Regions from separate parts of the Homo sapiens genome. Here region 2 is linked to region 1. Evidence: chromatin loops called from intact Hi-C (ENCODE). Cell type or tissue: heart right ventricle. All regions are shown on one strand. Links, peaks and the distances in the headings refer to the core of each region. The heading gives the core; the rest is flanking DNA.

Region 1 (14,894 bases), core at 2,430-10,429:
TGGGCCAGAATATGCATTTAACAAGCTCCCAGGTGATTTATTGGCAGGTACATTAAGGTTTGAGAAGTACCAGTCCGGAGTAGTGATTTTTCAGAACCACATGTCCTGACCTATACTGGGTTGTGAAAGCAATGTCGTGAGTTACAATCAGTGTTAAAAAAAAAAATAAAACAGTAGAATTAAAAATATAGGATCATCAACTTAATAAGGGCAAGTATTTTGGAGGAAAATTTTGTGTATCCTGGGTTGTGGCATATAATGTGTATCACTTTAAAAAAAGGTTTGAAGTCTAAGGCAAAAGTCTAAGGCACACTCAAGGGTGGGGAGACAGGGGACTGGCTGTGGTGACCTCTGCCTGGCCCTGCCCACCGCGTCACTTCCACCTGGCCTTTCCCCAGCTGTTCTGGATGTCTAAGGGTTTCCCATCACTGACCACACACACCTTGTCCCCACACCCTGTGGCCCAATGCCTGGGCTTTGGGGTGTGGTGGGGGAGAGCTGGAACCAAAAAGAATGACTTTTAAAATAGGTTCTCCAGGTTTATTTTTTCCCTGGCTCCTTCTCCTCCCTGCCTTTTCAGCTCTTTGCCCTGGGGATTCTTTCTTCTTCCTTTCCTGTTCCAATCTAGATGGCAAAGCCAAGTGCAGCTCATCGGAGACTCAGTCTCTTTCCCTCCACGTTGTAGATTTTTCTTTCCCAAGATCCCCTCACTCCGTATGGAGAAATCAAAATAACCCGACTGACCCCACGCCTGCAGGGCCCTTCCCACCTCTGGCAGTCTGCCATCAGCCCATGTCTGCCAGAAAATTTATCTGATCTTTGAACCTCGCACTCGCTTGGAGATAAACGTAGGCTACTGCTAAAGGCATCAGTGCTATTGTAGAGTTGGGGCAAGTGGAGGTGAACAGGGCAGGGAGAGGGCAGAAGGCTTTGGGACAGAGGGGCTGGGAGGCAGGCTGCCAACGCTGGGAAGGTGCAGGGAGTGTCTGCAGTCATTTCTCCCTCCCTTCATGTTCATCCCCTGGTTCCAGGCCAAATAGAAATGCCTGAACATCTACCAGGGACAGTCCTTTTCTGTCGTCGTCATCATCATCATCATCATCATCATCATCATCATCATCATCACTACTCTAGATGATGTAGGGTGATCATATGATCCATTTCCCTCCAACACTTGGAGGTGATACCTGTTCTCTGGGTATACTTAATACTACCCCCCTTTCACTCTCAAGAGTGCTCCAATTTGGATTTCAAATGATTTCATCCCTGTATATAAGAAAACAAAAGAGCCTGCCAAAGGTCACGAAGCTAACAAGCAGTTCAGCTGGCACCAGACCCAAACCACATACTCCTCCCAAGATGCTTCATGGCCTGCACAAGATGCTGCACAGTCTTCCCAGGATGTGTCACAACCCTCCCAGGATACCCCACGGCCCTCCCAGGATGTATCATGGCCCTTCCAGGATGCCCTACAGCCCTCCCAGGATGCCTCACAACCCTTCCAGGATGCCTCAAAACCCTCCCAGGATGCCACACAGCCTTCCCAGGATGCATCACAATCCTCCCAGGATGCCTCACAGCCTTCCCAGGATGCGTCACAACCCTCCCAGTATGCCTCACTGCCCTCCCAGCATGCCTCACAATTCTCCCACGATGCTCCACAACCGTCCAAGGATGCTTCACAGTTCTCCCAGGATGCCTCACAACCCTCCCAGGATGCCTCACGGCACTCCCAAGATGTCTCACTTTCTGCTTCTCCCTCCACCTGGCAGGAAGGATAGTGTAGATCAGTGTGTGAGCCTGTGTGCTGAGATCCTAGACTCCTTCCAGAACTTGAAAGCTAGCTAGAGGGAGTCAGTTCACCTTCTAAAAATCTCTCCTAGCCTTCAGGGTGGGGTAGGACCCTAAATAGTTTCTGAAGCCTCTGATTTTCCTTCACGGGTGGGCAGGGCTGAGAGGGAGGGATGCAGGATCTGTTCACTGGTGCTCTTTGGTTTTACCCCTCAGGCTTGCTCAGAATCCCAACTGTGGGAAGCCTTAACTTCCTGGGGGTAAAAGACACACAGGCTGTTTCTTTCTGTTCTCTGCAAGGGTGTGTGTGGAGGGTGGAGTGGGGCAGGTGGACCTTGGAGTTAGTGATGATGTTGGGGCGGAGTAGGGGCCGGAGCTAGTACTTTGCATACTGGCGGTCTTGGGGCCTGGGGGCAGGATTTTAGCTGCAGGTGGCATATACTGGCAGTAACTGCCCCTTGAACTTGGATTTGGCACTGGGGTAACAACTTTGAGGCACAAGCCCACCCCAAAGGCTTCTGATATTCCCATTTCTCCAGGCCACCCATGGTCACTGAACTGCTGACAGGCTTCTGGCTCTGTCAAGCCTACTGTCCACAGACAGGGGAGGCCTGGGATCTTGTCCCACTGAACCCAAGCCCTGAAGCTTTGCTGGGAATCCGCCACATCCGTCCGAGGAGTATGTAGGAAACACAGGTGAGGGCGCACTGGAGGGAGTCTCTCGCAAGGAGAACACTGCTGCTCAGGGATGGAAGAGCAACATCTAAAACACATACACACACACCCAGATGCACACATATAGACACACCTAGAAACATAACACATTCACAAATACCCACATACCTCATGTAGGTCTACATGCATACCAAACATTCACATACATACAGATGCCTTCTACATACTCTCCCATCCATGTTCATGGACAGGCATATCCATGCACCCATGGGAACATATAATCATGCACACACTCATATCCACATGCATGTACATCCACATGCATGGATACAATTATTCACACACTCTGCATAAGAGGTACTCATATATGCAAGGTCCCTTGGCCAGCCATGCAGGAATGGGGGATGGCCCCCTGACATGAAATAAGGGGGGTCCAGAGCTCTGAGAATAGGGACTGTGTATGGAGAGCATCCTGGTTCCCAGGAACCTGGAGGCTCTGGAATACGACAGCAGGAAGAACAAGTGGCGCTTGGAGCAGAGGCACAGCGGAGAGTGTGGGGGACAGCATGACCCAGGAACCCTCAACCAGGCTCCCACTTCATTGTCCATACCCGCTGTCCCAAGGGATGAGCCTCTCCTTGATCCTTTGGTCCCAAACCCATTTCTTCCTGCCTTATTTAGAGAGAGATAACAGATAACCTACAAAAGGAAATCCAAGTCAAATTGACACCAGATTTCTCCCGAGCAATGATATGTACAAGAAAACAGTGAAACTTTATTTTAGAAACTCCAGGCTGGTCTCCACTGAGTTTTGCTGGAGGAAGGAAGGGGCAGGTCCTGCATCCACTCTTGGATTGAAAGGTTGGAGAAAGACACTCTTCAGTAGCCCTCTTAGAAGACATTTCCTGCCCATTTCAAAGATCTTTGAAAAGCTATGTGGAGCGGTCAGCTTAGCTTCCTAGGGTGGGTGAGATTGCAGGTGGCAGGATTAGAGTAAGCAGAGAGGAGAAGGAAGCATGCCTGGCGGGGAACTGCCCTGCAAAGATCCACAGGCCAATAAGCTGGTATGCTGGACAACTGCGTGGCTTCTTTCTGGTGTTCTGGATGCTGCTTCAGAGCCCTCTTGCCTGGGAGCCTGATTGCTGTAGGTGACCCTAGGTTTGCACAGGACAGATCCTCCTTTTTCTGGCACATGTGGCTGTCACTCAAGTAGAGCCAGACTGTCACCTGTGGGCCCTGTGAGGCTTGTGATGGCATGGTACATACCACTAACCCTGTTCAGAGGTCAGGAGTCAGTCTCTGGTCCAAGTCAGCGTGAGTTTTGTAGCCAGGGTAGGGTTAGTCTTTGGACAAGGTCAGTTTTGTGGCCAGTATCAGAGGTTAGTCTTGGCCAGGACTGGAATCAGTCTGAGTCAGTTTCGGGATTGGTCTGTGGCCATGGTTGTGGTCAGTCTGAGGTCAAATTGATGTGACTAGAATCAGGGCTGAGTGTGGCTGGGAAGCAGTTGATCCTCAGTGTAGCTGGTGTGGATGAGACTTGCAGCGAGGCCTCAGCTGCTGAAAGGTCTCCCGCCCACTCCTCTGATGGATACTCTTGCCATATCCCGATGTTAGCATCTCTCACTTCCAAACTCCTTGGTGAAGCCTGGGGCAGTGGACAGCAGGGCTCCCGGGCCATGTGTCCCCATAACTGGATGACCTTAGCTTCTCACTGGCGGGCCTCCTGCATATGGCCTCAGTCTGAGGGGCCTTGGGAGGGCTATGGCGAATGGTTTTCCTGACTCTGGGCTTGACACCTGGAGGCCAGGCTTTGGAGTGGAATGTGGCCCATGGCTAGGGCTCTTCACATCTGAAGAGCTGACTATGGACTCTTTGTAAGCCTTTAGCAAGGCTGAATGACAACCTCATCCTCTAAAATAACCAGGGACCTCACTCAAGGTAATTTCTCTGCCCAAGGAAAGTGGCAATCAAGCAGTTTCTTTGTCTGAAGCTCATGTCTTTTAATATGCTGTCCCAGAAACTGCCTATTCCAGAAGGAGAAGCAGGGACAACAAGCGGCTTGGAAGGCTGCAAACAGTTTCAACTTGTTCTGTCTTCCTGGCCTGTGGCTTATGATTGTGTGTGTTTATTTATTTTACATTGCTCCCATGCCATTAGAGTGTAAACCCCAGGAGGAGGGACTTTGTTGTCTTGCTCACTACTGTATCCTCAGTGCCTAGCAAAAAACTTGATGTGCGTTAGACACTCATTGCATTGCTGCTGAATACATGAATGAATGTGTGTTTTACTTCTATCTCCCCTTCTGTCTTCCAAGTATTCACTGTGTCTTGTGGTTTCTGTTTCCTATTGATGTCTTGGGACTGCCTACCTCTCCCTACCTCCTACCTCCATCAGCTGAGTTCGGGCTGCTGCCATTGTTCCCCTGGATGTCCACAGTGCCTCTTAAGTGGCCTGCCCACATCCCATCCAAGCCCTCTCCGATCCACTCTCCATACTGTGGCTGGAAGGATCCTTGTAACATATAAATAGATCAGGCTACCCCCTGGTTAAAACCCTTCAGTGGCTTCCTATTGCCCTGAGAAGTTCCCTTAACACAGAGTCCAAGGCATGATTTGGCCCCTACACACTTCTCTAGCCTCCTCCTGTCTCTCTTGTCTTTTCTTGTCTCTCTCTGTCTCATTCTGAGCGCCAGCCAGGCTGCCCTTCTTTCACATCCTCAAACAGCCCCCTTTCTTGCAGTTGGAGCCCTTTTATACACAGGGGTCCTACCTGGAGTCCCTCACCCCTCTGGCCCCTGCCACCCAGAGGCTCTCCTGACCCTATCCCCTGGCTAGGCTTCCTGTACGTCCCTCATCTTCACGCTCTCCTTCTCAGCACACTTGATTCTGAGCATCTGCCAGAATAGCTCCTGGGTCTCATTCCCTCCGATACACACAGTGCTGCCTGGCATATTGTGGGCTCTTGGGGCATCTTTGTGGAATGAAGGGCCCAGTGTCTGACATTGGGACCCCAAAGTTGGCTGCACCGACCCTGCATGCCCTAGCCCCTTCCCCCACACAACTGCAGAAACCTTAACAGCCGCAGCTTGGGGAGGTTTAGCAGTTCCTCTCTGCAGGGTCCTTGCTGAACTGACATAGAGTACCTGGCCTGACTGTCAGGAACAGTGATGGGGAGGGCTTGGCACATCTTACTTTCTGAGTGGGGAGAGTGTGCCACTACTTCCCACAAGAGCACATACAAGGAGGATTCCCCCGGATTGGAAGGAGGCTGAAGGCAGGAATGGTGGAAGTATGATAAGTATGGATCATATCCTGCTTAGAGAGAAAGTGCTGGGCTTTGTGGGATTTGGAGGCGTAGGCAGTGAGGATAGTAATGAGGACAGGGATGTTCTCCTCAAATTCCCCATGGGACCCTGATGACTCCAGCCAAGGAAGGGCTGGCAGAAAAGTAGTACAGCTTGGTGACCTTGTGAGCTTGGGGACACACCTGGGTATGGATGGGGTCTCAGGGGACAATGGCAGCAAGGGCTGGGGTGAGCCTTCTTCAGGTGGCTTACAGGTGAGTAGACATGGATGAGGAGGAGGCTTGTTCTCAACTACAAGTGAGATGCTCCCTGGGACCTCCAGGGAGTGTAGGAGACACCACCATGCAGAGGGGCTGAGATCTGGAGCTGTCTGCCTTGTTTACCACTGTCATAACTCCTTAGGTGGGCACACGACGGATTCTCCAAGTCTCACAACTCAGAACCAAGCTCTGGCCCTGAAGGAGCAACTTGAGGGGCCCTGAGAGGAAACTGCTTGGTGCAGAGAAAGATTTGCAAGACTGTCAGCCCAAGCAGCCTGCATGGCCAGGATCCTTCAGGGGAAGGAGGGGGTATGGGTAGGGAGGTCCATGGCTGCCATCTCTGAGGCCCCCACCTAGGTCAGGACCCTGGCTTGCTTCAGAGACCCCTCTGGGCTCTGGACTTCAAAACTTTCCATTTCTCTCATTTCCATTTCTGACTTGAGACCTCTTGGAGAAAAGGCCTCAGTGTCAGTCCTCCGGGGATGGGAAGGTGTCTGGGTCTTGACCAGCTCATCTGGGGAAAGAGATAACCTCTGTTATCCACCTCAGGGCACAGCCACGCTTCCTCCATCAAAGTGGCACTTCCAGGAGACGCTGGCAGAGCATCGGTTTGTCTGCAGACTTCTCCTGAGCCTTGGGGTCCATCGTCACCGAGGCCCCTCAAGCCCCTCCCCTCCAGGCCTCTGGATATCACTTCCTTTGGGAACAGGAGATGCTAGCCGATTTGGGAAATGCTCACTGCAGAGGAGTCTGGCACTGTGTCCGGGTCGGCAAGGCTATATTTAACCAGCTATATTTGCTGTCCCACTCACTTGTCCCAACCCGGCCCCGCCCGCCACCCCTCCCCCTCAGCAGCCTGTCCTGTCCCACTGGGGCCGCGCCGTCCTTGCTCACCCTGCTCCAGCTGTGCAATTGTGGTCTGGGCCACAGGCTATTTTTTGCTTGGTGCCAAAGATTATTCAGTTATCAGGAATGTGTGTTTAAGTGGCCGTCTCCGGAACAAGGATTATAAATAGGAACTTGGGGTCAAGGCCTGGGCCCCAGTGTCCTCCTCTTTGTCCCAGTTCCTGTCCTGGCTCCAGGATTTTACTTGGGGTGAACACCATGAGGCCATGGTGAGGTTGTCTGGAGGAGAGGACCCCAGGGTGGGAGGCCAGAGGTCCAGGACTAAGAACACTTCTGACAGGCAAGTCACCTGATGTCTCTGGGACTTGCTTTCTCCATCTGGGCAATGGGGAGACTCAGGCTCATTCACTGAATGGCAAACAGGAAATAGATGGGCAAGAACTAGTCTTGGGAGTAAATGCGTAACAGTTCAATTTGCTTTTTGGGAGCTCCTGGTCTTTTGGTGGGACTGTGCCTAGGTTTGATCTCAGCATTAAGTGGCCTAAGCAGGATGAAGTGGGCATATTTGGTCACAGGCACCCAAGATGAGGCTAAATCTTTCTCCTACAAGATGAGGGCTGCTTCCCAAGGTGCCAGTTATCACGGAGAACAGGCCCAGGTCAGAGGCCTTGACCCAGGCTGTTTGGTTGGTGAGTGTGGGCAAGGGTGCCTGGTGAAAATGGTTGGGCTGCTTCCTGGTGACTAGTGGCCCTTCCTATCCTGGGGAGAGCCATCTTCTCATGCCCTGGCTTGGGAAACTTTGGCTCTTTTTCCCTCCATCAGGGGAGGGTAAGGAGGGATGTCAGGGTTCCACCCAAATGCTGGGGTGGGCCAGGCCCTGGGGGCGCCATACAGCTGCCCTAGGCTCCTCACCACACTCCTGCCTCTGAAGAGGGTGGTGCAGGGGAAGGACATGCTGCCATCCTTTCACCTCAGTTTCTCCACTGTCAAATGGCAGAAATAATGTACAGCCTCCCTCTCTGGAGCTGTTAGGTATGAGAGTGATCTAAAAGGATATTCAATCATTCATTATCACAATAAATGAGAATGACATTCTGAGCAGAAAGGCCTTGGTTGACCTGAGGGGTCGTAGCCTCCCGATGTCACCAAACTTGGCCAAACCCCAGCAGTCCTGTGGCTTCAATCCCCATACACTGTGTCTCCGTTTTCCCCTTGGGTGCAGACGCTTTCATTGCTCTCCTCGCCCAGTGGTCTTTGTCACCCTTCCCCTTCACTCTGGCAAATCTCAGGCCTGGATGACTGATTGATCTGGGATACAACTATGGAGACCTCTCCTCCACCCATTTGGAACTCTAAACTCAGCAGGAACTTAGCTCTTCCCCCTATTCAGGTAGGGCCAGTACCTGTCCCATACTCTGTCACCAGGACAGGACTGCATTGCCAGCTATGGCATTGCACCTGCAGCTCCACCCCTTGCTCTGGGGCCATTTATGTACAGAAGAGCCTCTTCTTTCTGATAATGTTGGTACATTAAATGTGTACTGTAATGAGATGAAATTGACTTTTATATCTTGGTAAGACTTTTCATTTAAATTTTCGAGTAAGATAAAAGATTCTTTGACAGACTACATTTTGGATTTTTTTAAAAAGTGGCCATAAATGGGGTAGTGGGGCATTCCCTAGTGGAGGTGAGAATTGGGCAGGGGTCTGTTCCCCAGGCTGGGAATGCAGAGGGCTCCACAGTGTTTGACCAAGCTAGCTGCCTGGCAGGGGAGAGTTGTGGAGATGGCAAGTCCATGGAGTGTCTCCATGACAGGCTCCAGGGGAGTCCTTGCTGGGTCGTTGCCAAGGGTGTCCTTTGTGTTTTCCTCTGGGGGCTGTTCTAGCTTGGTTTGACAATTCTGAAGGTCCTAGGGGACCTCCATCTATCTCCACAGGCAAGAGCAGGTGCCATCAGAGGGGATTTTCCCTTAGTATTGGAGAGTGGGGGTGGGTAATCAGTAGAGAAAGAGAGAGACAGAGAGAGGGCATGCTTAGCTTATTCCAGATCCCTACTTCCCAGCTGGCCCCAGGTCCTGGCTGCTCCTCAGCCAGCTCCTGGGGCAGTTTTGTAGAAGAGAATGTGGACTTGTGCTCAGCAACCACCAGGATTCAGTCATACATAGCACTGGATGGAGATGGAGGCTTGAACAGTTTTGAATAGTTTTCTCCGAGGGCTCAGCTGCCACCTCCTTTTCCTACAAGGTCAGCATGACCCCCAGACGAGAACCTTCCTCAGCCCCCTGCCCTGTAGTTCCCATAAAGAATAAGTGATTTCCTTTCTTTTTCCAGGGTGAATGCTTTCCTCATTCCTTGGCTCTTGGCTGTATCACTGCAATTCTGCTCTCATTGTCAGGCTGCCTTCTCCTATTTTCTCCTCTCTGTCTCCATCAGTCCAAGCTGGCAGTATTTCTGCTGGAATAACAGCCTCAAGCACCCTGCTTTGGTGACCCAGCCTGGGCCTTCCTCCCCTCCTGTCAGACCCGCAGCTTGGACTCACTGCCCTCGACTGCCTACTTTGGATAACAGGCCTTTACTTTGGCCTTGTGCTTCCCCCCTGGCCTGGCGGCCCCTCTTTTCAAATGAGGCTGAGCCATGTTCCCAAGGCTAGCACTAGGGACAAGGAGAAATGGTGCTAGCACAGGCCTGCCCCAGAGCCCCTGGAGGCAGGGCCAAGATTCTAGACCTGGGCCACACTGCCCATAGGCAAGTCGGCTCTTTGCAGGCAAAGGCAGGATCAGGAAACTGGACTATTAGTCTTTACAACAGCTCTATGGGGTGGGCATTGCCATCACTGGTTTATGGATGAGGAACCTGAGGCTCAGAGAGGAACAGAGGGTGACCTGAGGTCACATAGCCAATAACAGACAGAGCTTGGACTGAAAACCTGGTGTTGCTGCCTGCCCCTCAGCCTCCTTCACTGTAGAAGTATAAAGAGCCTTGTTGAGAGACTACTGCCTCCAGCCCCAGGACCACCCTAAGACCTGGGCAAGAAGGACCTCATGCCTTGTAGCACTCGCCTTGAAATCTTCTAGGTTTCTATCTGTAGCTGGAACTGACCAGGACTGGCAGTGCCATCTAGCTGGGGCATCCTCAGCTTGAACTGGCACCTGTGTGGGCCCCAGTCCCTGTTTCTCCTCCTTGGGGTACCCTCTGACACTCAAACCCATGTGTGAGGTTGACTAGATGTACCAAGGAGCAATGGGCCTCATGCCTGTGCAGTCATCTTGGGGCCACATAGCTGGACTTGGTTCCTGGCAGGCAGTCTGGTGAGTGGATTGCTCCCCTGGCTGGTGAAGAATTTTTTATGTGGGATCACATGAAATTGGGCTTTCAGAATGGTGCTGACATGCTGATTTTGAATGACTCAATTGTTTATATAGACAGGAGCCTGGCAAGAAAATATTTGCCCAGGGTCCCATTCACCCTAGGGAAGGCTCTGCCATCTCCCTGACATTAAGCCATCTTGCTGTATTGTTGCTTATTGTACTGAAATTGATTTTCCCTTTGTTGCTTTGAAACCTCTTTAGAAAGACCTACACCAAGGGAGATTTCCCAAATTCCCTTTATTACCCCCTCCCCACCATGTTTCACAATCCTTAGATTTTAAAATTGAATCCAGATCTGACTTCCAGGCCCTAGTTCTTCAGCTACAACAATATCCCTTTGTCCTGGCCTCAGTGGACAGTGCTTAGCCCCATTCGACCTTTAGCCTTCTTGCAAAAAAGCAGGAGGCCCACTTACACCCTGGGATTTCCAGGAGAACAAAGATGTGATAAAACCTGCCAGAGATCACATGGTTGCCCAAGGAGGTTTGGGATTTTCATCTACAGCTATTATTTCCACCTTGATATGGGGCACTCTGGGTTATCCGTGGAGGCTGTGGTCAAAGGGACCCCATGGGGCAAGCATCCTTTGCTCTTGGTAGCCACTCCTCTTCTCCTCTCTCTGTAGCCTGCTTGTCCAGTCCTGACCCCCTGGCTTCTTTCTAACACATGCCCTGGCCCATGCTCCCCAGTGAAGTTGGGATGAGGGCTTGGAATGGAACAGCCATTAAGGGCCCTACATCCAGGGAGTGGTTGTCCCCTGGTAGATAGAGGTGAACGGACCATCCTTCACCCCGGGGAGGTCAATGCTGTGAACCCATATTTCCTTCCCAGCAGCATCTGCCCTTGGGCCCCTCTCTGAGCCTCTTTGTCTCTCTCTTCTCAGTGGGGCTGTCAAAAGCTGAGCCTCACAGGTTGTGACTAATCACTAGCAGATTTTTTTTCCATCCAAGAAGAAGAAAAAGCTGAAGGAGATGAAGAAAAACCCCAACAGTGAATAACTCGGAAGAGTTTCCAACATGTGGGTGTTTTTCTGGGACCAAAGATCAGGAAGATTCCAAATGTAAACAATCCCAAAATAACTCAGCTCTCCCAACCCCAGGCATTCCCAGGACTGGATGTCCACACTCCTTCTCTTTCCCTCAGGGAACCCAAGGTCAGGGAGAGGTGGCAGGGCTTGTGTATTGGGAAGAGTTGCTGGGGACTTCAGGCAAAGTAAAGGGTCTGCCTTTACTTTGTAAAGGCAGGAATTTAGTCTTATTCATCAGATAACAGTGATTATCTCTTTGTTTGAGAGAGGGGCTTCTTCCTGTCTCATCAGACCAGATTGCCCTGGGATTAGAGACCATGACTATGACTTTTTTTTTTTTTTTTTGCTCAGAGTCATATCCCATCGTGCTTAAACCAAGCTCCTGAGATTTCTTGCCAGCATAATGTAATGGAAAGAACATGGACTTTGAAGTCACACAGGGTTGGAATCTTGGCTCCACTGCTTATTAACTGTGTGGCCTTGAGTACATTATTTAGCATCTGGGAATCTCAGTTACCTCCTTATAAAACCGGGGCAATGATTCTTACCCAAGAAGATCCTCTTTCTAACACACCTAGTATGATGCCTCTTGCCTAGAAAGGGCTCAACACATGTTCCCTGTCCCCTTCTCTCTACCCATGAATGTGACTTGAGCTGGAGAAATCAGTAACTTCTTTTCTACCACTTTCTTTTCTGAAAGAAGTAGAGTATGTGTGTTCAAATGTGGAAATCACTTCTTTATGTTACTGAAAATCACTATGGCAACTCATGAGAGAAGGATATATTCAATAAAGAACGTAAAACATCTTTCTAAAGGAGATAATGCTGGAGGATGGTTCAAGTCTTGGTGAAAATGATGGAGGTGATGACAGTGTAGTTGATGGTGAGATAATGATGGTGAAGAGAGTGGTGGTGGTGGCAGAAGTGACCGTAGTGATAAAAATCATGGAGGAGATGATGGAGAAGGTTCATAAAGTGATGGTAGAGGTAGTGGTAAAAGTGGTAATGGAGGCTATGATGCAGGTAATGGGGAAGTAAAGGTGAGGATAGTGGTGGTGATGGGGATAAAAGTGATTGATGGTGATGGTGGTGATGAAGGCTATGTTAGAGGTGACAATGTTTGCTTGTTTAGGATGATGGATAAGTTACACTTGATTTGGTGTCATGGTGAGACAGGGTGATTTGTGATCAGGACTACCTCAACCAGTCTTCCACTCCAGTAGATGAAGGCACAGAGAAGGCAGGCAAAGCAAGGTAGAAGAATGCTTTATGATTAACTGTTACTTTGGCCCTAAACTACAATAGGGGACATTAAACTTCTTAATTGTAGCTGATTGAACACACATGTTTATTTTGGCTACCTCCAGAAGCCCCACTAAAATGTCATTAATATAGTTTTTTTTAAAGGCATAAATCCACAAGGAAAAAGAGAATGGGAAAGGAAACATCAGCAAATAAGAGAAGCTAACAATTTGGAAATTAGAAAGTAGATGGATGAATGGTATCTGACTTAGCAGACCACAGAAAACTGAAACCCAAGACTGCAAGGGTGTGCGGGTAGATGGTAGAAACCAACAGGTAGCAAACTATTTCTAGCCACAGAATCCTACAGAGGACTGGGAGTTGGAGGCACCAGTTACTTCTGAAGGCACAGATTCAGAGTAAGGCTGAAAAATGGGAGGGTTGATTGCAAGTTTTTTAAAGAAGCAGTAAGAACCTCCCCATCCCAGATGTATTCCTTTACTCTGTTCATTCAGGTAATCGTCCCTTCCCAGGCTGGCAGAAAACAGAGAGTTTATGCTCTGAGATGTTAAACCAGAAAGGTTCTGGGCACAGGGGCACCAGACACAGTTGAGGGAGGAGAGAGGAGCCAATCTGAAAACAGGGATATTAAGGATAAATTTGTTTTCTGAAAGGTGAGGCTGTTAGCTCTCTTCTCATTCAAATCCCAGAATACTGGTAGCCAGGTTAATATTACATGAGCAAGACATTCGAAGAAACTTTCCTGGGAAAAGTTTTCTCAGAAAAACTTCTCTTGATTTTCCCAAGAGAAAAGACTTAAGAGTTGTTGACATTTGGTCTCCCAGGGAAACTGTGAGCCCACTCAGCCACTCGATGGTAAAGCCCACCTGTCGGTACCTTTCTCTCTTCTCCCACTGCTTTCAATCAAGATTTTAATGTCTCACACTTTGACATAAATGGGGACCTAATAATTACTTGACATTTAAGAAAGTCCTTCAACATGAAAGGCAGAGTTCAAAACAAAGAGGAAAAAGGAGGGTAAAGGAAACAATGAAGAAAAAAAACAGCACAGAAATTACAACTAACATTTTCAGAATGATGAAATGAGGTGAAATTACTTTTATTTTTAAATTTATTATTATTTTTTTGAGACGCTGTCACCCAGGTTGGAGTGCAGTAGCGTGATCTCAGCTCACTGCAAACTCCGCCTCCCGGGTTAAAGCGATTCTCCTGCCTCAGCCTCCTGAGTAGCTGGGATTACAGGCATGCACCACCACATTTGGCTAATTTTTTATATTTTTAGTAGGGACGAGTTTCACCATATTGGCCAGGCTGGTCTTGAACTCCTGACTTCATGATCTGCCAGCCTTGGCCTCCCAAAATGCTGGGATTACAGGTGTGAGCCACCGCACCCTGCCCATTTTAAAATTTTTTTTTAGAAGACAAGGTCTCACTCTGTTGCCCAGGCTGGAGGGCAGTAGTACAACTGTAGCTTACTATAGGCTTGAACTCCTGGGTGCAAGCGATCTTCTCACTTCAGCCTCTTGAGTAACTAGTACTACAGGTGTATGCTACCATGCCTGGCTAATTTTTAAATTTTTTGTAGAGATGGGGTCTCGCTTTGTTGCTCAGGCTGGTCTCAAACTCCTGGCCTCAAGTGATCTTCCTATCTTGGCTTCTCAAAGCACTGGGACTATAGGTGTAAGCCACTGTACTCAGCCAATGCCTCTCTTAAATGAGAATCAAATGTTATATTTTTTAAAGGAACATAAAAAAGAAATACAAATATAACATTCCTATTTGATTTAAAGATCAAATCAAAACAGAAGAAGGGTTGGAAGATAAGTAAAGACAAATTCCCAAAAGGTAGAACAAAAATACCAAAGAAATGGAAATTGACAGAAAAAGTTAGATTATCAGTCTAGGAGTGGCATTCACAACTGTAAGTCCTAGAGAGAAATAGAATAAAGGAAGGAGATGAAACTACCAAAAGAAAAATATAAGAAATTTCCTAGAACTATAAAACATGAATTTAGAGATGGAAAATTTTCTATGAGTACATGACAAGCTGAATTAAAAAATATCAACCAAACCAAGAAACAATTCAGCCAAAGGCACACTGCAGTGAAATCTCAAAACTCTGGAGACAAAAACTTTAACAATTCCAGAATGAGGAAAATAGTTTATTTACAAATTATTGGGAGCCAGAATTGCATAAGAGTTCTCAACAACTGCCATATAAGCTAGAAGAAAATAAACAATGCTTTTACATTCTGAGGGAAATGCTTTCCAAACCAGAGTTCTATACCCAGCCAAACTAACAATTGAGTGTGACAGTAAAAATAAAGATAATTTTAGACATGAATGATCTTTAAAAACTA
Region 2 (14,894 bases), core at 3,745-11,744, 170 kb after region 1:
CTTATTCTTGCTTCCTCTCCTTCTTCATCAGGCCCTGGAGATTCTGTGTCCCTGGTTCTAATGTAGCAGCCTTGAGCCCACCAGCAACAGAGAGATAGGTCCTCTTCCCTGGTGCCTACAGGTGAGACTGCAGGAAGAGAAGGGGACCTTGAGGTCACCTTTTTGATGCTGACAATCCCATTCTCTCTCCTTGAGGCTCTGCAAGGGGGCCGCCTCAGGACACAGGCCTCGGGGGAAAAAGGGCAAAGTTTGGCAAATCAGGTTGATTTGACTTGAGTTGATCAAAGGAAACTTCTTAAAGGGGGAGGAAAGCAAGAATGGCCTTGGGAATGGGCCCAAGGACAGCAATGGCTCACTTTGAAGATGGGGAGGCCCTGAAGTGAAGGAAGGGGGTAGCTCGTGGCTGGGCTAGCTGGAGGGAGAGGGGTTTGAATTGGGGTTTGTCCAGGTGGGGAAGAGTTCAGGGAGGCCCAATGTGGGAGGTTTAGGGGCACAAAGGATTTTTGGACCTCAGGTCCAGGGGAAGAGGGAGAGACTGAGGGATTAAAAGCAGCCAGGAAAGCGATGGGCTTTCTCGAGTTCCTCAGTATGTCAGCTGCCACTCGGTCACCTGAGGCTGGGCTGGGCAGCTGCTTCCAGGTGAGAGCAGGAATCTCAGGTCAACTCCACCTCCCAGCCAGAACCTGCAGGGAGTCTGAGGGACTTCTTACCTTCTAAGCCCTCAGCCCGGCAGCTCCTGTCCCTCTGCTGCAGAGGGTGTGTGTGTGTGTGTGTGTGTGTGTGTGTGTGTGTGTGTGCGCCCTTAGGAATGAAGGATGTCAATCTTGGGGAGGGAAGGCAGGGTCCCTGCCTTCTGCCCAGTGGGAATAGAATGGTGCTGGTGGATATTTCTCCATTCTAAATGGGGGACAAGTGAGGAAGCTTCTAAAACTTTGCTCCATAAGCAGCCACCTGTGGAGGCAGAGACCCTGGGGAGGACGAGTCAGGAGCCCCTAAGGGGTGTGTGGGGTGTGTGAAAGCTGGCACCTCCCAGGATGCCCCACCTCTCCCCCTGGGGGCCTGTACAAGGCCCCAGCCAGGCCTCAGCAAGGTGTTTCCCACCTTCCTCCTCTCCCACATCCCTCTCAGGATGTCCTCCCAACCAGGGTCCCTGCTCCCACATTGGAGGTGTCCATGCGGGGAGGCAGTGATGAGGGAAATGAGAGCATATGTCTATACAAAGTTGTGCAAAGACTCATACGCAGATGTTGAGCAACTTTATTTGTAATAGCCCCAAACTGGAAAAACCCCAAATATTCATCAACAGGTGCGTGGATAAACAAATTCTGGTATATCTATCCCATGGAACATTAGTCAGCAATTAAAAGGAATGAACTACTGATTCATGCAACAGCTTGGAAGAATCTCAAAATAATTATGCTAAGTGAAAGAAGCCAGGAAAAAGAGTACATGTTGTATGATTCCATTTATATAAAGCTCTGGAAAATGCAAACTAATCTATAGTGACAGAAAGCAAAGCAGTGGCTGCCAGGGACAAGGAGTGGAAGTTGGAGGGGAGGGAGGGAGGGATTACCAAGGAGCAGGAGGAAACTTTTGGAGATGATGAATATGTTCATTATCTTGATTGTGGTGATGGTTTCACAGATGTATGTATATGTCAGACATGATCAAACTGGGCACCTAAAATAGGTGCTGCTTATTATATGCTCAGTTATACCTCAATACAGCTGTACTAAAAGATGGGGTTGGTGACCGTCATGATGATGGTGATAAAGCTGAAGGAAAAGTTGCTGGCAGGTCAACCACAGGCATGAGTGAGGCCATCATTCTCTAACAGTAATTTAGATATTTGCCTTTCTCTGTGCTGTAGTTTGAATGTGTCTCCAAATTTCATGTATTGGAAACTGAATGCCCAAATGTATACGTTGATGGTATTTGGAAGTGGGACCTTTGGGAGGGAATTAGGATTAGATAAGGTCATCAGGGTGGGGCCTCCACAATAGGACTGATAGCTTTATAAAAACAGGAAGAGGCCTCCTGCGGCAGCTCATGCCTGTAATCCCAGCACTTTGGGAGGCTGAGGCAGGCGGATCACCTGAGGTCAGGAGTTCGAGATCGCCTGACGTCAGCAGTTCGAGATCAGCCTGGCTAACATGGTAAAACCCCGTCTATACTAAAAATACAGAAAAATTAGCTGGGCACAGTGGTAGGCGCCTGTAATCCCAGCTACTGGGGAGGCTGAGGCACAAGAATTGCTTCAACCTGGGAAGTGGAGGCTGCAGTGAGCTGAGACTGCACCACTGCACTCCAGCCTGGGTGACAGAATGAGAGTAAAGAAAGAGAGAAAGAAAGACAGAGAGAGAGAGAAAGAAAGGAAGGAAGGAAGGAAGGAAGAAGACCTGAGCAAGTGCGCCTGCTCTGTCTCACCACGTGATGCCTCCCGCTGTGTCATGGCGCAGCAGGTGGGCCCTCACCAGAAGCAGGTGCCAATGCTCTTGGACTTCCTAGCCTCCAGGAAAATGTGCTGAATAAATATCTATTCTTTATAAATTGTGCAGTCTGTGGTGTTCAGTTATAGCACTAACACACGGACAAGACATCCTAGAAACTGGGGATGGATGAGACTGTGCCTTCTTCATCTCTTCCCCAGCACTCTGTGCGGGGTTCACAGGGTAGCAGGCAGGCCATAGAGTTCATGTGGTCATCTCAGCAATGTCAACGGAGAGGAACAAATGCTACAGCATGAGATCCCCAGGGGGCTGTGGGAGCACAGAGGAACATGGGTGCCTGACACAAATTTTGTGAGGCGGGCAGTCCATGAAGGCTTCCTAGAAGAGTCATATCTGAACTGAGCCTGGACAGGTATGTAGCAGGTATCTAGGCAACGCAGGCTGGGGTGGAGAAGTGTCCCAAAAGCAGGGATGAGTTTGTTGTGTCTAGAAATCATAGGGATCCCCTACCATGAAGTGGGTACAGAGGTTGACATTGGAAGGTGACAGTGATGTCCCAGAGGTTTCCTTCTGATGTGAGAGAGGTCTCTGTCATCTCAATTATCTTGCTGTTCCACTATCCACGTGCCTGCCCTGTTACTAGCCCATCAAAAGTAGGGACAAGGATGCAGAAGATTGTAGAGGTACCCACAGACCCCACCTGCTGTTCCCCTCAATGGAAGAGAGACTGTGTGACTCTGGGAGGCGCCTGATGGATGGGCTTCCTCTCAGGCAGTGTTATGAGATCCCCCTTGAATTTCCACCCTGTGTCCTGTGATGCTCAGGTCTGGAGCCAAGGCGGTGGTGTAAACAAGGCCTGGCCAGTGAGGGTGGGTGTGTTGTTTGCTGATAGATGTCAGCTGGAACAACCTGAACTGGCCCCACTGGTCCCTAGGGGCAACAGGAACAAAGTGGGGAGGATGCGGGTCATGCCGGGCTCTTCCAGGCAGACCAGCTGTGCTCCCCACACACAGGGTGGCCTTGGGCAGCACAGCCAAACCTGCCTTGCAGGCTTGGGGTGAGCCAGAGAGGCAACCTCTTGCCCTGGCTTGAGCCCACCCTGTGTGTGGCCATAGCTTCCATGACCTGCCTGGAGCCCCAGCTCAGCTAAAGCTTTTGTAGGGTGCAGCCACCCACCATAGCAGAGCCTGCCACACACCCTGAGGATTCAGTGTCCTCAGCACTCAGTGACTAGGGGCTACAGGGACCACTCATTCATGGGCGAGGAGATCCCACTTGTGTGGATTTGTCTTGACATGTCATAGTACCTCCCCTTCCCTCTGGCTCCATCATGGTTTCCGAATCATCCTTTCTTCTATACAACAATCCCTCCTCACCGCTGACACTATCCATCTAAAGCCATCATCCGCCCACACCACTCCCTGCCCCTGGAGGGACACTGCTGTTTATTGCGCACCAGCTCACACGGCCACCAGCCCCACCCTGTGAGATCGGGACCCTGACCCAGCTGGAGCATCTGTTCACATCCTCTGTTGATTATTTAAGCGGCGTCTGTCTGCATAGAAGGGTTACAGTATTCTGAAGGGCTGCCGTCCAGCCTTTTCTCCAGGGCTAGCTGCTTTGTTTAACCAGCCTTTGGGCTCCTGGGCAGGTGGTCCCAGGGACTCTGCAGCTGCAGAGATGGCTCTGGGCTCCCACTACCCTTCTCCAGCTTGGCCTCATGCCAGGCAAGAGGCAGGAGCAGGTACCCTTCCTCCCTGCCGGGACCTACCCCACTGTGCCCTCCATCCCTTGTGTCCCTGGAGGCACAGCATGCCGGGAAGGCTGCTCCCTGCTGGCCCTGCTCACTGCCCCTGCTCACTGCCCCATGCTGGGGAGGGGGACGCGGCATCCTTTTCACATGGCAGCTCCACTGATGCCCACAGCAGCACATTCCAGGCCCCAGATCCTTCCAACCAGGACTGTTCCATTCACGAGTCACAGCTCCACAGCAGCCACGTCTCTGCCATGTTCTTGAAAAACAGAGAAGGAAAAAGAAATGTCACAATGACCACTGCACTCGCCATTCCAGGGCTTCTGAGGCCTTTGGTGAAAGCCAACTTGAATCCAAAGCTGGCAGGGGTGGCAGTGGGTGGGGCCAGAAAGGCGGCTGCTGATTGATTGTTGGCAGAAATCACGAGGTTTTACCGGAAGTCAGCCCCTCCCCTTCCTCCAGCTTCTTCCCTTCTGCCTTCTGGAGAGGTCAGGGATGCCTGGCGGACGGCCGTGGCTGCCCCTTCAAAGGTGCTTCCAGGATGCAGACCTGGAAAGGAGCTTAGGAATATGATGACTGTCTATCTGTAGCCCCAAGCCACGTCTGTGTGTGACAAGACCAAGGGTGGTTCAGGAGGCAAAGCATTTGAGAAGCAGATGGCTCTGGAAAATCTGGCCTGCAGGGCTGAGACACTTCCAGGCCATCAAGTCCAAACTCTTCTCTTATAGATGGTGAAAACTGAGTTCTGCCAGCACTGACCTGGGATTTCTGAACTCAGGGTGCTAGGAGCCCTATGGGTTATCCAGGCCTGCCCTTTAGTTTCCTTCCTCATGCTCCCTCTACATACATGTGTGCATACACACGTGCACACACGTGTACCCACACACACAGCTAATTCACTGACACCTCCCTGACTTTAAGATTGTGAGAGTGACATGAGACACATACATGGTGCATGCCTTACACTTACAGGGAGGCCATCACACCTGAATAGGTGCAGCGAACTCTGAGAGGTCTCAGCAGGGTGGAGACAGAACCTGACTGCACCAGGCCCCTCCTGACCTGGGGTTTTCTCGCTGAAGCAGAGAAGGTAGACTGCAGCCCTTTGGCTAGATATTGGGGAGACCAGGAATATGGATAAAATGAGAGAAGGTTTTGGGAACATCAGAGTGGCCCCAAAGAAGGGAATCCCTGAACCCAAACCAGCTGCCCAGCTACTGCTGGTAGCCCAGGTTCTGAGGCTGAGGAATGGGGAAGCCCCATCCCCACTCTTCAGCACCCAGTTGATTGGAAGAGGGAGGAAGCTGGCAGCTGGGGAAAGGTCTTGGGCCAAACATTTTTCCACTGGTGAATCAGAGGACAGCAGTAACAGGAGCCAGGCTGGCCTGACCCCAGCCACCTCTGTGAGTCATAGCTGAGGTCCCTGTGCTAATCTTAACCCCTCAGAGAGGACTTGTTGGGACTTGCCACCAAATCTTGACCACCAAAATAGTCTTGGAGCTGACGTGGCCCTGGAAAGCCCTGGCCCATCACAGAAGGGGTCAGAGAATGGAGCCAGGGTAGAGAGGGCTGGTCTGGGAGTTAGGCTGTGCCCCAGCTCTCCCGTGACCTTGAGCAACTCACAGTGAAGTGTTAGCAAGATGGGCTCCCAGGTCCCTTCCAGACATTCTCCCAGACCAGAGCCAAACTGGGTCTGAGAAGGAAGGAACCAGGACCTGAGGCAGCAGAAGGTTTTCAGGCCAGGTCTGGCCCTGCCCTCATCACAGTTGCTCACCAAGGTCCTCGCCTTTTACAGTGCACAGCTAGTGACAGCAACCTTGGTTCTGGGGCCAGCTGCATCCAAAATTTGTTCTGGGATTTTTGACAAGTTGCTTCACAAATCTCCTTTCTACAGGGAAGGCAGTACAGCTAGTGGTTTAAGGCACTGGACTTTGAAGTCAGACTAACCCAGGTGAGAATCACTTAGTCGCTGGGTGTCCTGGGGCAAGTCATTTAAATGTTCAGCAAATTTCAGCTGCTATCATTACCAGCTAGTATGTCTGGTCCTCAATTATGTCCTTCTATAAAAAAAAGAGGATAGCAAGAATGATTTCTAAGTCCCTTTCTCTAGCTGTCCTTTTCTCTAATCAGGTCCTTGACCCTGCACAATCAATTCAGGGACTGGGACCTTGTGGCAAATGAGAGAACAATGAGTTGAGGAAACATCTCTGGGACTACAGAAAAGGGATTTAAGATGCAACACAGGGACTGTGGTGAAACAGAGGTGAGCTCTGGAAAGGCTTGGTGCAGGAGCAGGAGCCAGGCCAAGTTCTGAAGCTCAGTGCAGGGGGCTGAGGCTCGGGTCTGGGAGACTGGAACCTGAGCCCTGATGGCTGGGAGGAAGCCTTCTCCCCAGCTCAGGCTGAGCCTCAGGTTTCCACTGCATTCTGAGCAGAAGAATCTTTCTTTTCACATCATTTCCCCAGATAATCTTTTCATCATGGTCTGAATGACCATTGTGTCAAATTATCTTAAAAGATTATTGAAAATGTTGCACCCCCTCCTTTTCTTCTAGTGTGCTGGTGTGCATGCATGTGTGTGTGTGTCTGTGTGTGTGAGAGAGAGAGAGAGACAGAGAGAGAGAATGGGGGGAAATTGAGCAAGAGAAAGAACAAGAGAGATGCAACTGTGAGTATCCATTGGTGTCCTGTTAGGGCCATATGAACAGACAGATAGGTACATCCTTACTGTCTCCCAGGGATGCTGAAGCCATGGCCGGATGCTAAGGTGAGAAGGTGGGGGCCTAGAAAGGTTGGACCTACAGCACCAAACTCTTGCACAGGCCAGAAAGAGGCCCTGCTTTCTTCATGCCCAACACTAGGACCTGTCTCCCAGAAGGTCCTAGAGCCCCAGAGACAACAGAAGCCTTCTTCTCCCGGTGGGAATGAGTGTGGGGACCTCACCCTCCAGGGAGCTTGGATGGGGCCAGGGTGAGGGCAGAAAGGATGGAGGTGACCCCTCTTGGGAAGGTAAGACCATATGTGAGCCTAAAAGGAAGATGGGTCCTGGGAGGGGTGTGGTGCTGAGTCTGGAGCACCTCACGCGGGTGGGCCTGTTAGACTTCCTCCTCCCAGTCAGGAGAGTCCAGGAGCACTCAGACGTCCTGGGTGCCTGGCAGGGGAGACAAGTCCAATGGATCTGGGATGCAGGGTGCTGGTGGCACAGTGAAGACACAATGGACATTGTTTATAGTGTTGCCAAAGGCTGGAGACTGCAGAGGCCGCTAAGGAGTGGAGAGTGGAGGAGAAAACTACAATTAAATGGCAACCCCAGCGCCGTCTCAATTCCTGCCCTGATAGGGAGGAGAGGGCAGAGCTAATATGGAAAGGGTAGGAAGGGACAGGGCAATCCCTTGACAGAGAGAGCTTTGACTCAGGGGTCAAGGGAACAGCTGTGGAAGCCTCGGGCACATCTGGCTGGGGCTGGGCTGGAAGAGGGTGAGCCTGTGGCTGGCAGGGAGCCAGGGATGTGGTAGAGACAGATAGGGCCTGTGTTTACTGTCCAGCTGAGGTGTTGCAACAGGAAGCTGGCTGGGGGTGGCAGGGAGGAGGCTGCTCAGGCGGAAACTATTTATCTGAAACAGAAGGAACAGCTGGGGAGGGAGGCCAGGCGCAGCAGCCAGCTTTCCAAGGCCACGCAGGATGCCCGTGCCATGGCAGCGAGCCACCCTATCTCCTGCCCAGCCTGCCTGCCTCGCTGCACATCCAGCCCTGCTGTCCTTGTCCAGAGCAGAGCCAGCTGACCAGTCGTCCCCATTCCTAGTCCCCAGCTGGGGCTGTGCTTCCCAGTGGGATGCCCCACCAGACTGCAGGTTTGGCCTGTGGCTGACTACGCTGTGAGGATCCACCATGTGCCAGGCATTGTGAGATAGGTGTGCGTGTTCTCCAGTTTCCAAAGGTGAAAACAGAGGGCATAAGGGATTTGTCCAGGACCACACAAGAAGTTAGCATTGTGGAAGAAACTGCAACCCAAGTCTGTCATATTTACAGAATCGCTCAGGTGTTCCTGCACACGTGGAGGTGGGCTGTGGGCCTGCCCTTGGCCCTGTGGGACTCACCTTCATCCAGCTCACAGCCCACCACCTGAGAAATCAGCAGACCCCACAAACACCCCCTCCCACCAGGAAATGATCCCTCTCCTAAGTCTCTGCACCCACAGCTGGGCACATGGGAACAACAGCAGCCTCTGAGCAAAGATTTCCTATCACAACCAGGTAAGAGGACCCAGTCTGGCAGAAATCTCCTGGAACTCTCCCTCACCTCTACGGAGGGATCTCCAGAATGATTTGGAAGCCTAGGAAAACCGTGAATGCTGACTTCCCTCCTGAAGGAGGCCCGGAGAAGGTGGGAGCATAAAGGAGCAAAGTGGCCCCCTCTTAGGAAGACCTCTGGATTTCCGTCCAGTTTTGAGACAGTGAAGAAGAGGCAGGGGGAGCCCTACCAAAGCAGGACAGGCTTCACCTCATCCCCACTTTAATACCCATCACGGAATGGAGGCTCCAGCCCCACATTCAGTTGATTCTCAGGGAATGTCATTTCCCACCTGGAGGGATGTTGCATTGCCCATCTCACTTTGTGCCCCAGCTGACACTGGGACCTACCTCCTCCAGGTCAGGGTCTTCGCCTCCTACCTCTCTGTATCCATTCATGGAAGGGGGATGAAATCAACAAGAATGGAACATCTAGTATGTGTCCCTTCATGGGCCAAGCACTGTCACTTTCAGTCCTTGCACACTCCTATGAAGCAAATGTGGCCACCTCCAGTTTTCAGATGAAGAAACTGAATCTCAGAGACAAAGGGACTGGCTCAAGTTCAAATAATGAGTCAGCAGCTGGCTTAATTTCAATGGTTGCGTACTGCACACATATTTCATGTCTGTGTGTTGGTAAAGATAAGTGAAGTTATGCCACATAACAAATAGTCCCTACATCTTAACAACAAAGGTTTATCTTCCTCTCACTGAAAATCTGCAGCAGTACTCTTCAGGGCAAGTATCTTTCAAACTTGTTTGGGGCTGGCTTAATCTGGGGCTTTGTCATCTCATCAGAAGACTTCTCATTCACTGGGGTGGGTGATGAGACTGTTCACTGATGAACTGGTCAGAACTAGCCACATGGCCCTGCTCTACCTGCAGGGGAGCAGGACAAATGGGGGAACAGACGGAATGCTGGTGGGCATGTGGAGTATCTGCCACGGCCATGGATGATGCCGGACACTGGGTCCAGTAGCTTGTGCTGGACCCTAAATGACTTCCCACACCCCCTGGGAAGTCCTATCACTATGAATGCCCTCAAGGGGCTCTGAGCTCTACAGTCGCTCTACCCAGGCCGAGCTACTTCAGCTAGTGTAAGCGTAGGGCCCAATCTCAGGTAAGCCTGGAAGGAAAAACCTCTGTGATAGAATTCAAATTAGACCAAGTCCATATTGAAGTCCTATCTTCTTAGTGGCTAACTTCCCTAGGTAACATTCAGTGGTGACCACCCACTGGGGTCACTTAGCTCTTTCCCTTTCCTGTGTCCTCTAATCCCTTCCCAAGAACAGCCTAGGCAGCAGCATTGCCCACCCCCCCCCCCACCTTCATTTGCAACTGGAATACAGAGAAAGAGCCCGGGGCCATCAGAAGTCCATCCCACTGACTCAACTCATCTTGTCCCCTGGCAAGAGGGGAACTCAGCTCTCACTCTTCTCCTCCTCCTTCCATCTTTCCTCCTCCTTTGCCCAGCACCATAGCTATTTCAATGATTCCAAAAATCCCTAGAGAAGTACAGTATTTTGTATCTGGGCTCCAGGTCCCCCTCATATGTCTAGGGCTGAGCGGTTCCCACAAGCACCCCAACCCTACCTCAGAGGATCTCCTTTTTCTGCCACCAGAATTTCACTAAATGAGGCTCTGCTTTCCCATGCCCAGGACACAGGCATAAGAGAGCAATTATTTGTACTTATCCATCCAGGTCAGATGGGGAGAGAGCCTAGAGGAGCACTGGGTTCCTCAGGGACCTTTTCTGTCCACTCCACAGAGGAACAAGAAGAACCCATATGGTTTCAAAGAAGCAGAGAGCTTCCAGTTGCCTGGACTCAAGTCCTCTAGACTATTAGAAGGATTAACAAGATAATTACATAAAATGTTTAGCACAGCCTTCAAAAGATATTGGAAAAGCATATATAACAACATTACCTTTAAACTCTCTGGCCTAGACTGCTCTCCTGGGTCTCAGACCTGCATATGTGACTCCCCGACATTCCTACCTGGATACTGCACAGGCCAACCTGGTTGATGCTCTCCCAACAGCCATTCATCCTTCACTGCCCTTTTTCTTTTTGTCAGAATCCACCTCCCACATGGAGGCTGTGAAGACCAGAGAGTTGTTCTCCCAGCCTCCTTTGCAGCTAGGACGTGAGCATATGACTTCATCCTGATCAACAGACCGAGGGGCTTCTGGGAAAGTTTTTCTATTAATATAGGCTCAGGAATGGAAGCTCTTCCCTTTGGCCGGAAGTTACTATTTAAAGGTGGTGCCAGGACCTCCAGCAGCCACTTTGTGACCATGAGGGAATAAACCTAAGGTGCCAAGGTTGGCAGACCAAAAGTATGAGAGAATATTGTCATTATGTGATTGAATCAGTGAATGAACCCTGGGATTGTGTGCTATATAAGATAACATGTGCCTTTATTCTAAGCCACTTCCAGTTAGGTATTCGTTTACACCTCTTAATCAGCAAATATAAAAACAAACCCATCAACTCCTTCCTGAGTCACTCTTCCTCCAGAATTCCTCTTCTCAACAAAAGAGTTTCTTCTGCCAGAAATTCTACATCATCACTGCTTTCTTGTTCCTCACTTTTTCCATCTAGACTGTCACCAACCACCTTGACTCTCCTTCCAAAATCACTTCTGTTTCTTGATCCTGCAGGACAACCTCCTACAGGGAGGTCACAGGAAACCCCCTATGACCACCTCCTGCTGGTTTTCCTTGATTCTGGTTTCTTGCCTTCCGCTCCATTCTCCACAGTCCACTGAGTGCCTCCCTGTCTTCTCTGGATGTGCCATGCTCAGTCACACCTCCAAGCTCTTGCATTTGCTGTTCCCTCTGCTAGAATGCCCTCCTCACTTCTTTTCACAGGACTCCTCCTTTTCACAAGGTGTTATTTTGTGAACCCTTTATTGACTCGCCCAATCAGAGCCCATTGAACTTGCTTTGGTGTTGTACTCATCGGCCCTTTTTAGCAATCAGCGGACTGTAATGCCTCATTACCCATATATCTCCCCTGTAAGACCACACCTTATTGAGGTGAGGGAGGGTGTCTCAGTCACCTTTGGACTTCCAAGATCCAACAATGCCAAGCAGCAGCTACTTAGAAATTCTTAGCACAGTGAATGAACAGCTATGTAGAATAAGCTGACTTCTTCTTGAATGTGGACACCTATCGTGGTTACCTATTGCTGTGTAACAAAACTTACTGGTTGAAAACAAAAGTGACATTTATTTTGCTCACAAATCAGATATTTTGGCTGAACTCAGTGGAGACAGGCAGTCTCTGCTCCACCCAGCATTAGCTGGGTTGGGTCAAGGGCTGGGGCTAGAAGCATCTGAAGGTCCGTCTATGAACATGTCTGAGAGTCATTGCCAGCTGTTGGCTGGACCTTAGCTGGTGCTATAAGCTAGAAAACTAATGTGCAGCCTCTTGTGTGCTGGGCTTCCTCACAATGTGTGGCGAGGTTCTGGGGTGAACATTCCAGCAGAGCCAGGCAGTGCTGCAGTGACTTTGATGACCCAGCCACAACGGTCACACGGCATCACTATCACATTCTACTCATCCAGACAGTCATACATGCCTGCCTAGGTTCATGGGGAGGGGAAATAGGTGCCACTTCTTGTTGGGGAATGACAGGTAATATGGTTTGGATTTCTGTCCCTGCCCACAACTCATGTTAAATTGTAATCCCCAGTGTTGGAGAAGAGGTCTGGTGGGAGGTGACTGGATCATGAGGGCAGACCTCCCCCTTGCTGTTCTCATGATAGTGAGTGAGTTCTCACGAGATCTGGTTGTTTAAAAGTGTGTAGCACAGCCCCCTTTGCACTTTTTCCTCCTGTCCCATCCATTTAGGACATGCCCGCTTCCCCTTTGCCTTCTGCCATGATTGTAAGTATCCTGAGGCCTCCCCAGCCATGCTTCCTGTGGAACTGTGAGCAAATTAAACCTATTTTCTTTATAAATTACCCAGTCTCAGGTAGTTTTTAATAGCAATGTGAGAACGGACTAAGACAACAAGGTTCAGGAAGAACATGTTGGACCAGAAATATTGTTGTAGCCATTTTTTTGTTTTTTGAAAATTCAATCTCCTGGCCCAGCACAGTGGCTCACGCCTGTAATCCCAGCACTTTGGGAGGCTGAGATGGATGGATCACAAGGTCAGGAGTTCAAGACCAGCCTGGCTAACATGGTGAAACCCCATCTCTACTAAAAATACAAAAGTTAGCCAGGCGTGGTGGCATGAGCCTGTAATCCCAGCTACTCGGGAGGCTGAGGCAGAAGAATCTCTTGAACCTGGGAGGCAGAGGTTGTAGTGAGCTGAGATCAACCCATTGCACTCCAGCCTGGGTGACAGAGTGAGACTCTATCTCAGGAAAAAAAATAAATAAAATAAAATGCAATCTCCTTTCGTGCCTTTTTAAAGTATTTTAAGTCAACTCTTTGTCTGCCATTCTCCCCAAACTGTCATTTGTCTTCCTTATGAGATGCATGCCCAGGCCTCCCTTGTCCCCTCCTCATAGTGCACTTCTCTGAACATGGCTTGTGGTTTGGTGGAGTGAGCTGGTAACAAGCTGTTAGGAGAGCTGGGTTTGTGATCCAGCTCTACCACATTCGGATTCTGTTAATTTGGATAGGTCACTGGAATTTCATGGGCCTCATTTATTTCCTTGGTAAATAGGAGCTGATGGTCCCTGTGCAGAGGGCTAAGTGAGGTCAGGGCTGAGAGGAGTGGTCGTGGACATCAGGGCAGGGTGTGAAGGCAGCATGTCTCAACCACGGTTCAGTTGCAGGAAACAGAAGACACTGAATCTCTGCTAAGCAGAAAGGGACTTAACACCAGTAATTAGGTGATTACAAAATCACTAGAGGGGCTGGAAGAGTGGGATTGAGGCTGACCTTCTGGGAAATACTTTCTGGATGTGGCCAAGGGAGCTTGTACGCCCATCAAAACCAGGACGGTGAGGAGTCAGGAGGCTTCTATGGGACTGGGGTCAGGAAGTCACCTCCACCACCCCACAAGTGGGTCTCAGTGTTCAGAAGCTGATGACTGGTGTCGTGGTCATCAGGGTTGTTCACCAAGTGTTTCTAGTTCTCCCACAGGCAGATGGTAGGATTAGCCTTCTCTGCCCCCCTGGAGTTAAGTGACCCTGTGACTCAATGAAATATGTGCCACTTCGTAGTGGAAGCTTTAAGTACTATTCTTTAATTTTCTGTATTCTCTCTTTCCTTTGTCACAGTGACCTCAATGCTCCAAGTGATGGTTTTTCCACCAGCCTGGGTTCCCAAGTGTGGTAAACAGAGGCCAGCAGCCCCAACCACCCATGTGATGTGGGGCTTGCTTATTTCTTAGCATAGTGTAGCCCATTCTGATGGGCACAACTGGACACTGGAACATTGCTTGCCTTAGTTATGCTTGCCCAAGGCAAGAGCCAAAGCAGTGGGAAGATAGCACTTGCTGCAATTCCACTTTCCAAATCCCACATCCAGGGGGCAAAACCTGATTTGCATCCAGAATCATAGCTTTAGAGAAGTCTGGGAAATGTAGCTTTTAGCTTCCCAGCTTCTGTGATACTAGGTGTCACTCCCAGTGGATTGATACCAAGGGCCCACCCTTGATATCACACCCACCACAGCATACCCACCACAGCAAACACACCCTGGGGTTCTAAGGGTGTTCCAGCTCAAAGCCAGGGAGAGAGGAGTCTGCAACCTGATAGTTGGGCTGGGTAAAGGGACTCGAGGTACAAAATCACATGAGATGGACTTGGAAGGGCAGGTGGAGGGGAGAGAGCCGGGTTAGCCTTCTACCTCAAATGAAGACCATGATAATACACAGAGAGGGAGAGAGAGACTATGTGTTCTATGTGATGCCTGAGAACATTTCAAGGACCCTAGGCCTAGCTGATTGAATATATTTTGCTTTATAAGTATTGCTTTGTAAATTATCAAATGCTGTGTGAAATACTTCCATTAGACTATGAGCTCTGTATGGGCAGGGAGCATGCCTCATTCATCTATGTACCCTTCACATCTAGTACAGTGTTGGGCACATAGTAGGTGCTCAATAAATGTTTTATGAAGGAAAGAATTTGCCAATGTTCCACTGAGAAATTATCTTGGAGAACTAGACCCAATGTTCCCAGTGTGGTCTGACTAATCAGAACCTGGTGGGAACGCCCCTCCCTGGGTCTCAATATTATACTTCTATTAACGTGGCCCAAGATTGCATGATTCTCCTTGGCAGCCACACTGCACAGATGATTCATATTGAGCTTGAGGTCAACTGGAGTCTCTGGGTCTGTTTCACATGAGCAGCTATTAAGTAAGGCAAGGCTTCCCCATCCTGTCCATATGCAGTTGATTTTTTGAACTGAATGCCTTATGTAACATTTCATCCT

Evidence for each region. Peaks named below come from ENCODE experiments on the same cell type or tissue, not always from the same donor. Only the 100,000 strongest peaks of a DNase experiment are listed, where the experiment ranks them.
Region 2: a loop joins it to region 1, with 2.2 times the contacts of the local background. A loop is called at or near these places in 2 of 110 quality-filtered maps.

Annotation. Positions count from the first base shown.
Region 1 is chr2:71,710,182-71,725,075 of GRCh38, forward strand. The region is part of intron 1 of LOC124907827 (a long non-coding RNA gene); the gene reads left to right. Among named protein-coding and RNA genes, the nearest start is that of DYSF, 250 kb to the left of the region's middle. In heart right ventricle, for the core only: no CTCF peak of the experiment used is centred there; a DNase peak (open chromatin) is centred at 6,880; H3K27ac peaks cover 2,332 bases.
Region 2 is chr2:71,875,410-71,890,303 of GRCh38, forward strand. No RefSeq gene overlaps it. Among named protein-coding and RNA genes, the nearest start is that of CYP26B1, 270 kb to the right of the region's middle. RefSeq lists an enhancer at 5,049-6,248. In heart right ventricle, for the core only: no CTCF peak of the experiment used is centred there; DNase peaks (open chromatin) are centred at 5,792, 5,982, 7,332 and 7,822; H3K27ac peaks cover 637 bases.